2 separate regions of the Homo sapiens genome follow, and region 2 is linked to region 1. A link is a loop called in an ENCODE intact Hi-C map of the cell type or tissue named here. Cell type or tissue: IMR-90. All regions are shown on one strand. Region 1 overlaps TBK1 (TANK binding kinase 1). Region 2 overlaps XPOT (exportin for tRNA).

The links. Peaks named below come from ENCODE experiments on the same cell type or tissue, not always from the same donor. Only the 100,000 strongest peaks of a DNase experiment are listed, where the experiment ranks them.
Region 2: a loop joins it to region 1, with 2.9 times the contacts of the local background. A loop is called at or near these places in 26 of 110 quality-filtered maps.

Annotation. Positions count from the first base shown.
Region 1 is chr12:64,494,747-64,499,746 of GRCh38, forward strand. TBK1 (TANK binding kinase 1) reads left to right here. Exons shown (of 21, transcript NM_013254.4): 14 at 737-858; 15 at 953-1,029; 16 at 1,621-1,660; 17 at 2,203-2,304; 18 at 2,417-2,513; 19 at 2,902-3,008; 20 at 3,222-3,293. Among named protein-coding and RNA genes, the nearest start is that of TBK1, 45 kb to the left of the region's middle. In IMR-90, no CTCF peak of the experiment used is centred here; no DNase peak of the experiment used is centred here.
Region 2 is chr12:64,429,152-64,434,151 of GRCh38, forward strand. It overlaps XPOT (exportin for tRNA), which reads left to right. Exons shown (of 25, transcript NM_007235.6): 17 at 898-1,136; 18 at 2,387-2,672; 19 at 4,263-4,452. Among named protein-coding and RNA genes, the nearest start is that of TBK1, 20 kb to the right of the region's middle. In IMR-90, no CTCF peak of the experiment used is centred here; a DNase peak (open chromatin) is centred at 2,840.

The DNA.
Region 1 (5,000 bases):
TTTCAGATTATCAAGGCTTAAAAAATTATAATGCCAGTGCTGACAAGAGTGTGGTTTAAAGGGCATCCTTATTTGTTGCTAGTGGCAATGTCAGCTACTACTGACAACATTATTTGAAAGGCAATAGTGTGTATCAGGACCTTTAAAATATATGGACATATTTATCCTTTAAGTCTAACCTTCATCCTTTCTTCATAAGTTTTACAAATACTGTATGCATTTCTGTGGTAGGTAAGTGATAAACTTACTAAGCTTAAAATGAACAGAATCTTAGATGAGGTTTCTTTTCATTTTCTGTTTTTAAGAGGAGTTGCTTTGGTTTGGCCTCTAAACAAGAAGAGCACAAATCTTGCTGCCTACACAGTTGATATTTGGAACTATTCTAGTGGTTCTATTTAATTTTCAAAACCGGGTTATGAAATGGAGAATTAACCACTTTTTACAGATAAGGAAACAAGATTAGAAGTATTTTACATGTGGTTTTAGAAGGGTGTTTACTGAATGAACTGTTTTATAAGATGTATTACTGCTGGTCTCATGTTTTATTATCATACTGTACCCCTGGTGGAAATCAACCTAAGAAACTCTTTTGTATTTAAAAATGGAAATAATTACTGTGCCTTTGAATTGAAGTAATCTACAAAAGAAATGTGGTCCAGACTTTAGACTTTGTTGGGACTGTGATGATCATTTCTGGCTTTTGGCAATCTGGATCTGAACCTTTGGTTTTATTTAGCTTTCCAGTTCTCAGGGAACAATAGAAACCAGTCTTCAGGATATCGACAGCAGATTATCTCCAGGTGGATCACTGGCAGACGCATGGGCACATCAAGAAGGCACTCATCCGAAAGACAGAAAGTAGGTTATAGCTTTATGCGTAGTTTCTGCTCTTATTAATGTCCTTTTTCACATTGACTCAGTTAATTTATTTGAGTTTTTCTTCCTTAAATAGTGTAGAAAAACTACAAGTCCTGTTAAATTGCATGACAGAGATTTACTATCAGTTCAAAAAAGACAAAGCAGAACGTAGTAAGTAAAATTTGCTATTTGTTAATTTAATAAATCCCTCTTAGTAATTAGTTATAATTCAGTTAAATTAATTTGGTATATCTGTAAGGGTAGCTTCTTAAGCTGTTTTTTTCAGAGATGTGATTCTGTCAGGAAAAAGGTTGATTGTGTTAAAAAAAAAAAAAAAAACTATCCTTAAAATCAACCTTTTGAATACTTTAAATCAGGGTCATGAACACCAGAACCTCTAAAGGCCAGGCAGGTAACAGAAAGGAATGAGATTGGCCAGTGGGGACTCATCTACAGGGGAGAGCCACTACTCATATTCACCAAAGGTATTGCCCAATCTTCCCATTTCTCAAAAAAAGCTAGAAATACAGAATTTGTTAGAAATACCTTGATTTTTAAATGTTAACTGTTAATTGTTTTTTACATTGTTATTTACAGACCAAATAAAAGCATCTGTGGGCCATAAGTAACCAATGAGCCACAAATCTATGACATCTGCTTCAGACTCTTAGCCTTTTTGAAGCAATAATCTCAAAAGAAAATACATTGTGTATAATATTATGATTCTATATTAACAACAGTAATATATTTTCCTATTTCTAGGATTAGCTTATAATGAAGAACAAATCCACAAATTTGATAAGTAAGTATCCAGATTATGTTTAATAGTTATTTTTGGTGCTATTTTGGTTATCTTTATTAATATGATTCTTCTTAAAGTTGAAATTAATTACAATTTAAAAATACATTTTAATCTTGATTTTACAGGATTGTTACAATATGTAGACATTTTTGAGGTTCACACATCTGCTCCCTAATTGGGAAGTTACCATGATGGGAGAAGGAGGGGGGAGAAAGATTACCATTTCAGTCAGTCAGCTTCTGCCTCATATGCTCTGATTACAGAAGTACAGATAATACAGCACATAGGCAAGGGCAGACTTAACTACCGTCTTAATTTTAACCGCATTCAATAGGCATTTTTTTTACATCCATTTTGAACCTTCTCTTTATCTTCTTGCTGCTATAATGTCTATCTTAGAAACGTTTACTTTCTCCTGTAAATATTCTAAAGCCACAACAATCATTATAGGAAAGATACATTTCATATATTTGAAAATTTCTAAATATTGAAAGTAGAAACAGTGACATTGGTTTAAGCCTCTGATTATTTCTAAATTACAGGCAAAAACTGTATTACCATGCCACAAAAGCTATGACGCACTTTACAGATGAATGTGTTAAAAAGTATGAGGCATTTTTGAATAAGTCAGAAGAATGGATAAGGTGAGTAAACTTCTTTTGGAGTGATTAGTGGTTGACTGCACAATATAAATGTATATTTGAAGTAAGAATGCTTCACTAGACTGCATATCAATTGATTCTTTTTGGTTTTCAGAAAGATGCTTCATCTTAGGAAACAGTTATTATCGCTGACTAATCAGTGTTTTGATATTGAAGAAGAAGTATCAAAATATCAAGAATATACTAATGAGGTAGGTACAGCTGTCAAGGAAAAATTAAAATTCTTCTCAGTTTATAACTGATAGTGATTGACAAGGGAGAAATGGGATAGAATGTGCCTACATTCAGTTCCACCCACCAATTTTTAATATGTATTTTGAGCCAAGTTTTAAGAATGTAGATGTTTTACAACTAAAAACAGCTGATAAACCATCCTTTTATCAACTGTATGAAAAGTTTCTTTCTTAAAAGGGTGTTGATTTAAGTATTGTATCATCGATAGTTTTGAAATCAAAATTTAAAGTTTTTTTAAAGGACTTATTAAAAGCTGTAACACTTGATGTCAGATCTGTAGTAAGTACTTTTGTTCTGTGATTAATGTGGGGTTTTTTTCTTTTTTTTTTTTTTTTGATGTTTCAGTTACAAGAAACTCTGCCTCAGAAAATGTTTACAGCTTCCAGTGGAATCAAACATACCATGACCCCAATTTATCCAAGTTCTAACACATTAGTAGAAATGACTCTTGGGTAAGAAACTCATCATTTGGAAACTGTAGTGTTTCCATTTGCTTTCATTGCAGTTTGTGCTTTTGCTCTTACATTTTGAAATTTTTTATGTTTGTTGTAATACAATGTTTAATAAGGTTATCTATTGACCAGTTAAAAGAAAATAAAACATAAACATCATTCTAAAACATTTGCATACTGTTTTTGAGCAAAGGTGCTTGTTTATTTTATTAGTATGAAGAAATTAAAGGAAGAGATGGAAGGGGTGGTTAAAGAACTTGCTGAAAATAACCACATTTTAGAAAGGTGAGTAATGCAAAAATAATTACTGTGATTTTCTGTGCAATTGAGTTCATTCACATCTGTACTTATATCTTCCTGTATCAATAGATTCAGCAGTGGTAAAGGGTCATAAAGTCAGAACTCATGTTTTTCTCTCTATGATTGTGTATCTGTGATGCCTTTTAATGGTTGATTAGTTCCATTTTATAGAAGCACTGGTTAATCGAATTACTTATTTGAATCAGTTTGTAAAGATCAAACTCTATTTACATTATTTTTATAACTTAATTCATTGGAATCATAATTTTCAATTTGGTGAATCAGAGTTGCTTTTTAAGATACCAGCACTTTGGTGCTGAGTAGCTTACGGGGTCCTCTGCACACCTCCTTGCAGGTGAAAGCCACAGGTAAATGCAGTACTTTGAGGAGTTAGGTGTCTGCTTATTATCTGCAAAATCCTAATAGATAAGGCCAAAGAGATTTGAAAGCCTGCAGAGGCAATAAAGCAATTTTTGGATGGCAGTTTTCCTTATCCTGATTCCTCAGAGAAATTAAGTCATATTTGGCTCTGTAATAGAACCTTTTCTTTTTCAAGCCCTTAGGTTCTCCTCTATAGGTTCTCAAACGCTTGTAATGCTAATAAAAATATTTCACATTTGGCCAGGCACGGTGGCTCACACCTGTAATCCTAGCACTTTGGGAAGCCAAGGCAGGCAGATTGCCTGAGCTCTGGAGTTCAAGACCAGCCTAGGCAACATGGCAAAACCCTGTCTCTACCAAAAATACAAAAATTAGCTGGGCATGGTGGTGCACACCTGTAATCCCAGCTACTGGGGAGGCTGAGGCACGAGAATCACCTGAATCTGGGAGATGGAGGTTGCAGTCAGCCGAGATCACACCACTGCACTCCAGCCTGGGTGACAGAGTGAGACCCTGTTTCAAAAAAAAAAAAATGGATATGGAATTTTTGGGTCAGAGAGTATGTCAATTTCAATTTTTGTTGGGTTTTACTAATTTTATTCTTTTTTTTTTTTTTTTTTTTTCCCCCGAGACGGAGTTTCGCTGTTGCCCAGGCTGGAGTCCAATGGCGTGATCTCAGCTCACTGTAACCTCTGCCTCCCGGGTTCAAGTGATTCTCCTGCCTCAGCCTCCTGAGTAGCTGGGATTACAGGCGCCCACCACCACACCCAGCTAGTTTTTTGTATTTTTAGTAGAGCTGGGGTTTCACCATGTTGGCCATGCTGGTCTTGAACTCCTGACCTCAGGTGATCCACTTGCCTCAGCCTCCCAAAGTGCTGGGATTACAGGCATGAGCCACCGCACCCGGCCAATTTTGTTCTTTAAAAGGGTGCATGTTATAGTCCTAAGCAGATAAAACCTATGCATTTGGCAACATTGAATGTATAACATCTTTTAAACATTCGCCAATTTGTTTAGTAAAAACCGAGATCTTATTTTAATTTATATTTCTGTGGTTTATAGTGATGTCAAACATCGTTTAATATGTTTGTTCAATTTTCATTTTTGGGGAGAGTTACTCGTTAACTTTAAAAAATATTTTCCTTGTTTATAGTAATTATCTAACTTTTATAGTATCCAGTTTACAGTTTCTTCAGAACTTTAGCTAAATCCTTTTAGGCTTAAAGATCACCAAGTAGAAGAGACTATAAAGATGTGCTTTTTTTTTTTTTTTTTTTTTTTGAGATGGAGTCTCGCTTTGTCGCCAGGCGG
Region 2 (5,000 bases), 66 kb before region 1:
ACAGTTAATGCTGTGTGTAATGTACTTTTGCAGAGTCAAATTTCTGATGTTCAAGGCCGCAGAAGAAAAGTCTGTCCACCTTTCAGAGAGAGACCAATTTGCCTTATGTATTTGTTCTCTCAGAGCCCCTGGTCAATTGGATGGTGCCCGCCAACACTGAGGGCAGGTCTTCCCCACATAGTCTACTTGGACTGACTAATCTTTCCTGGAAACACCCTTACAGACACATGCAAAATAATGCTTTACTGTGTGTTGTTACTTAATTATTTAAAAGAAGTATAGCACTCTAGTACTTTTTTTTTTTTTTTTGAGACAGAGTCTTGGCTCTGTCACCCAGGCTGGAGTGCAGTGGCATGGTCTTGACTCACTACAACTCTACCTCTCAGGTTCAAGCAGTTCTCCTGCCTCAGCCTCCCGCGTAGCTGGGACTACAGGTGCGCCACCACACCCAGCTAATTTTTGTATTTTTAGTAGAGACAGGGTTTCACCACGTTGACCAGGCTGGTCACGAACTCCTGACCTCAAGTGATCTGCCGGCCTCGGCCTCCCAAAGTGCTAGGATTACAGGCATGAACCACCACATGCAGCCTAGCCTCATAACAATCTTATATAAATAAGATCTTTACAAAAGAAAACAAGTTAGAAAGCTAACTTTAATAATTATCTTACATGATCATTTATAGAGTCTTGTCAGGGCTGGAATTAGAACCGTGATCTGTTGACCTCTAATTTAGTTTTCTTTTCATTCTATGGTCCTGGGAGAAAATTTGTCTTTATAAGTATTTGACATATGAGTTGGTGTGATAGATTACATTTCCTGTTCCTAATGCACTTTTTCTCATTAAATGAAGGGAACTCAAAAAATAAAAGCTTTAATAAGACTGAATTTCATTCTAGGAGAATGGCCACCAGTCCTTACTGAGCAGCGATGATCAACTTTTTATTTATGAGACAGCTGGAGTGCTGATTGTTAATAGTGAATATCCGGCAGAAAGGAAACAAGCCTTAATGAGGAATCTGTTGACTCCACTAATGGAGAAGTTTAAAATTCTGTTAGAAAAGTTGATGCTGGCACAAGATGAAGAAAGGCAAGCCTCTCTAGCAGACTGTCTTAACCATGCTGTTGGATTTGCAAGGTAAGTGTGATCACAGTTAAAATTATAAAGTGCATGTATCTACACAGACAGAACCACTTGTTTGGTGGGCACACACATTTGTGTTTCCACAGTTGGATAATCCAGAGAATTGTCTAAATCTTTGTCCTCCAAATCCAGTCAGTTAGATTTGGTTGAAGAAGGGGATAGGTTACATACCATTTACATTTTTGCCTTGACAACTGTAAATCTTTAACTCCTCTGACTTCTCTGATATAAATGGGTTGTGTGTTTAAGAGGATCAGCTGAAGTGTTAATATACCAAATATATATTGGGACGGGACATCTTTGGTTAGTCTTGGTTACCTTAAAGAGAAGAGCGTGAGGTTTCTCTTCAGTTGTATTGTGTCCTGAAGATCACCCAAGCAGCTGTTTTTTCCGCCTCTAGCCATACTTTTTGTTGACAAACAACAGCATGAAAGTTGTAAAGATTGCTAATTTAGAAGTTAAATTGTTCTATAATATATTTAAGAACAAGAGCTAGATATTAGAGAGGTTGTATAAAGAATTCTGAAGATGGTTTTCTAAATTTAAATGGGTGGTTTGCAGGTTACCTAGTACAGGCCTAGTCATAATAAGTGGATTTATTTTCTCTTTTCTGTCCACTTTGTCAGTAGGATTTTTCTCTTTTTTTTCTTTTTTCTTTTTTTTGTGGGGGAGACACAGTCTTGCTTTGTCACTCAGGCTGGAGTGCAGTGTTGTGATCTCAGCTCAGTGCAACCTCCGCCTCCCAGGCTCAAGCAATTCTTGTGCCTCAGCCTCCAAGTAGCTGGGATTGCAGGCATGTGCTACCACACCCAGCTAATTTTTCTATTTTTAGTAAAGACCGGTTTTGACCATGTTGTCCAGACTGGTCTTGAACTCCTGGCCTCAAGTGATTTGCCTGCCTTAGCCTCCCAAAGTGCTGGAATTAGAAGCATGAGCCACAATACCCAGCCCAGTCAATAGGATTTTAATAAAACATTTAGGTAGACTCACATTAGAAGGATTATATTAACTACATGTCATTCATTTAAGTTAATTTGAGCTCTTTTGTTCTGGAAAGATCATTGGAAGCAGTAGTTTACAAATAGCCATATTAGCTAAAGATGGAAGTAATTGTGATGTGGAAAATAAAGGTCTGGTTATTTAGTTTTGTTAATTTTGTAATTTGTTGTGCATTGCTTTTGAATACTCCATAACACTTTTAAAGAATAAAGTTGCATCTGATTGCCTGATTTTTGCTTATATAGTCGAACCAGTAAAGCTTTCAGCAACAAACAGACTGTGAAACAATGTGGCTGTTCCGAAGTTTATCTGGACTGTTTACAGACATTCTTGCCAGCCCTCAGTTGTCCCTTACAAAAGGATATTCTCAGAAGTGGAGTCCGTACTTTCCTTCATCGAATGATTATTTGCCTGGAGGAAGAAGTTCTTCCGTTCATTCCATCTGCTTCAGAACATATGCTCAAAGATTGTGAAGCAAAAGATCTCCAGGAGTTCATTCCTCTTATCAACCAGATTACGGCCAAATTCAAGGTACCGCAAACTTTCAGAGCTCTGAAAATCTCTTGAAGATCAGATGTATTTATCTTCAGACATGTTTCGGATTTTGCCCTTGGGTTTCTTTTTTTTTGCTTTTAATGAATTACTTAAGAGCCTCATGGATCATATGTATTTTTATCATCTGTGGTGTCTGGCACACTGCCTGATACATAGGTCATGCTTAATAGATGTTTGAATATAAACAGACCCTAACCGCTTTGTGTAGCAAAAGAAAACTAGTCTGCTGTTTTAGAAGAGCATATAAAACCAGTAAACTGAGTACTAAATAAGCACCATAATTCAGGTACCCAAGCAAGAGTTAAAAGTAATTCAATGTATTAAAGTCAGTTTTCTGTAGGACATTTAAGCTGGCTAATAAAAGTGGTTAATACTTACATAGTACCTCTTTTTTCCTTTTTTCTTTTTTTTTTAAATGGAGATAGTCTCACTCTGTCACATAGGCTGGAGTGCAGTGGCGCGGTCACAACTCACTGCAACCTCCACCTCCCAGGTTCAAGCGATTCTTGTGCCTCAGCCTCCTGAGTAGCTGGAACTATAGGTGCATGCACCACACCACGCTAATATTTTGTACTTTTAGTAGAGACAGCGTTTCCCCATGTTGACCAGGCTAATCTCGAACTCCTGACCTCAAGTGATCCTCCTGCCTCGGCCTCCATAAGTGCTAGGATTACAGGCATAAACCTGGCCACTTACATAGTACTTTCTATGTTCAAAATCTGTTCTAAGCATTTTTTGTACATTTACTCATTTGATCTTCATACCTACCCTAGAAGACAGGGATTATATGTTATAGTTGAGGAAACTGAGGCATGGAGAAGTGAAGGGATTTGCCCAAGAGTTCATAAAACTCAGGAGTTCATTTGTAAGCAAGTATTGAGAACATGCTATTAAACAATGTTTTTTACCTTTGTTCAAAAACAAGAAAAACCCTAAGAGTTTAATCATATAATTCATTTTTTGAGAATTTAATTTTGAAAATATTCCATGGCAATATTGTGAAATATGTCTGACTATTATTTTAACCTAAATCTTAAGCTGTAGGAAAGGGTTTAAATTTAATGATCTTGAGTCTTTTAGTAATATTTTTTAAGGTTTTTTCCCCACCTTGAAATGGAGTCTTGCTGTGTTGCCCAGGCTGGAGTGCAGTGGTATGATCTTGACTCACTGCAACCTCCACCTCTCAGGTTCAAGCAGTTCCCCTGCGTCAGCCTCCTGAGTAGCTTGGACTGGGACTACAGGCGTGCGCCACTACACCCAGCTAATTTTTGTATTTTTAGTAGAGATGGGGTTTCACCATGTTGGGCAGACTGGCCTTGAACTCCTGACCTCAGGTGACTCACCCGCCTTAGCCTCCCAAAGTGCTGGGATTACAGGTGTGAGCCACTGCGTCTGGCCTAGTAATGTTTAGGTTATATAGATTTTATCTTAAAATTGATATTTGCTAACTGAATTATGTACGCATGCATCCTAAATAGAAAAGAAAGGCTTTATGTAAAATAGTTTTTTCTAAGTTGTATGTTAATATTGTTACTAATTTCTGAAGTAATGATTGTTTATCTTCAGATACAGGTATCCCCGTTTTTACAACAGATGTTCATGCCCCTGCTTCATGCAATTTTTGAAGTGCTGCTCCGGCCAGCAGAAGAAAATGACCAGTCTGCTGCTTTAGAGAAGCAGATGTTGCGGAGGAGTTACTTTGCTTTCCTGCAAACAGTCACAGGCAGTGGGATGAGCGAAGTTATAGCAAATCAAGGTGGGAACACATGCCATATCTAATTTGTCTGCTTAAGTCTGTGTCACTGTTGTACATCTATATGACCAAGAGCAAACTGAAGTAAATACAGAAATTTTGAAGTTTGCTATCCCATGGGAAGACAGTTTATTGTTTTCAGGGTGGGAATTGATCACTTTTATGTAAAGCACCTAAAATTAATTTGTATTCTGTTCCTTTTTCTTTCTGCAATATTTTTTTAATTTGGTTCTTTAGCAATATAAATAACATGGTTACTTACCAGAATTGACCTGACAATTGAGTCTTTATGGCAAATTTGCCATTTTGAAATATAAAATAAATGGAGCTGTACAGATTTGTGTAGAGAATTCTGTATAGGAAATTTAGGGAACAAGATACCAGGGGCAAACTGATTTTTCATTGTTTTATTTTTTAATTTGATTTGATTTGTGAGATAGGGTCTCACTCTCTTGCCCAGGCTGTAGTGCAGTGGTGTCATCACGACTCATTGCAACCTCCACCTCCTGGGCTATCCTCCCATCTCTACCTCCTGAGTAGCCAGGACCATT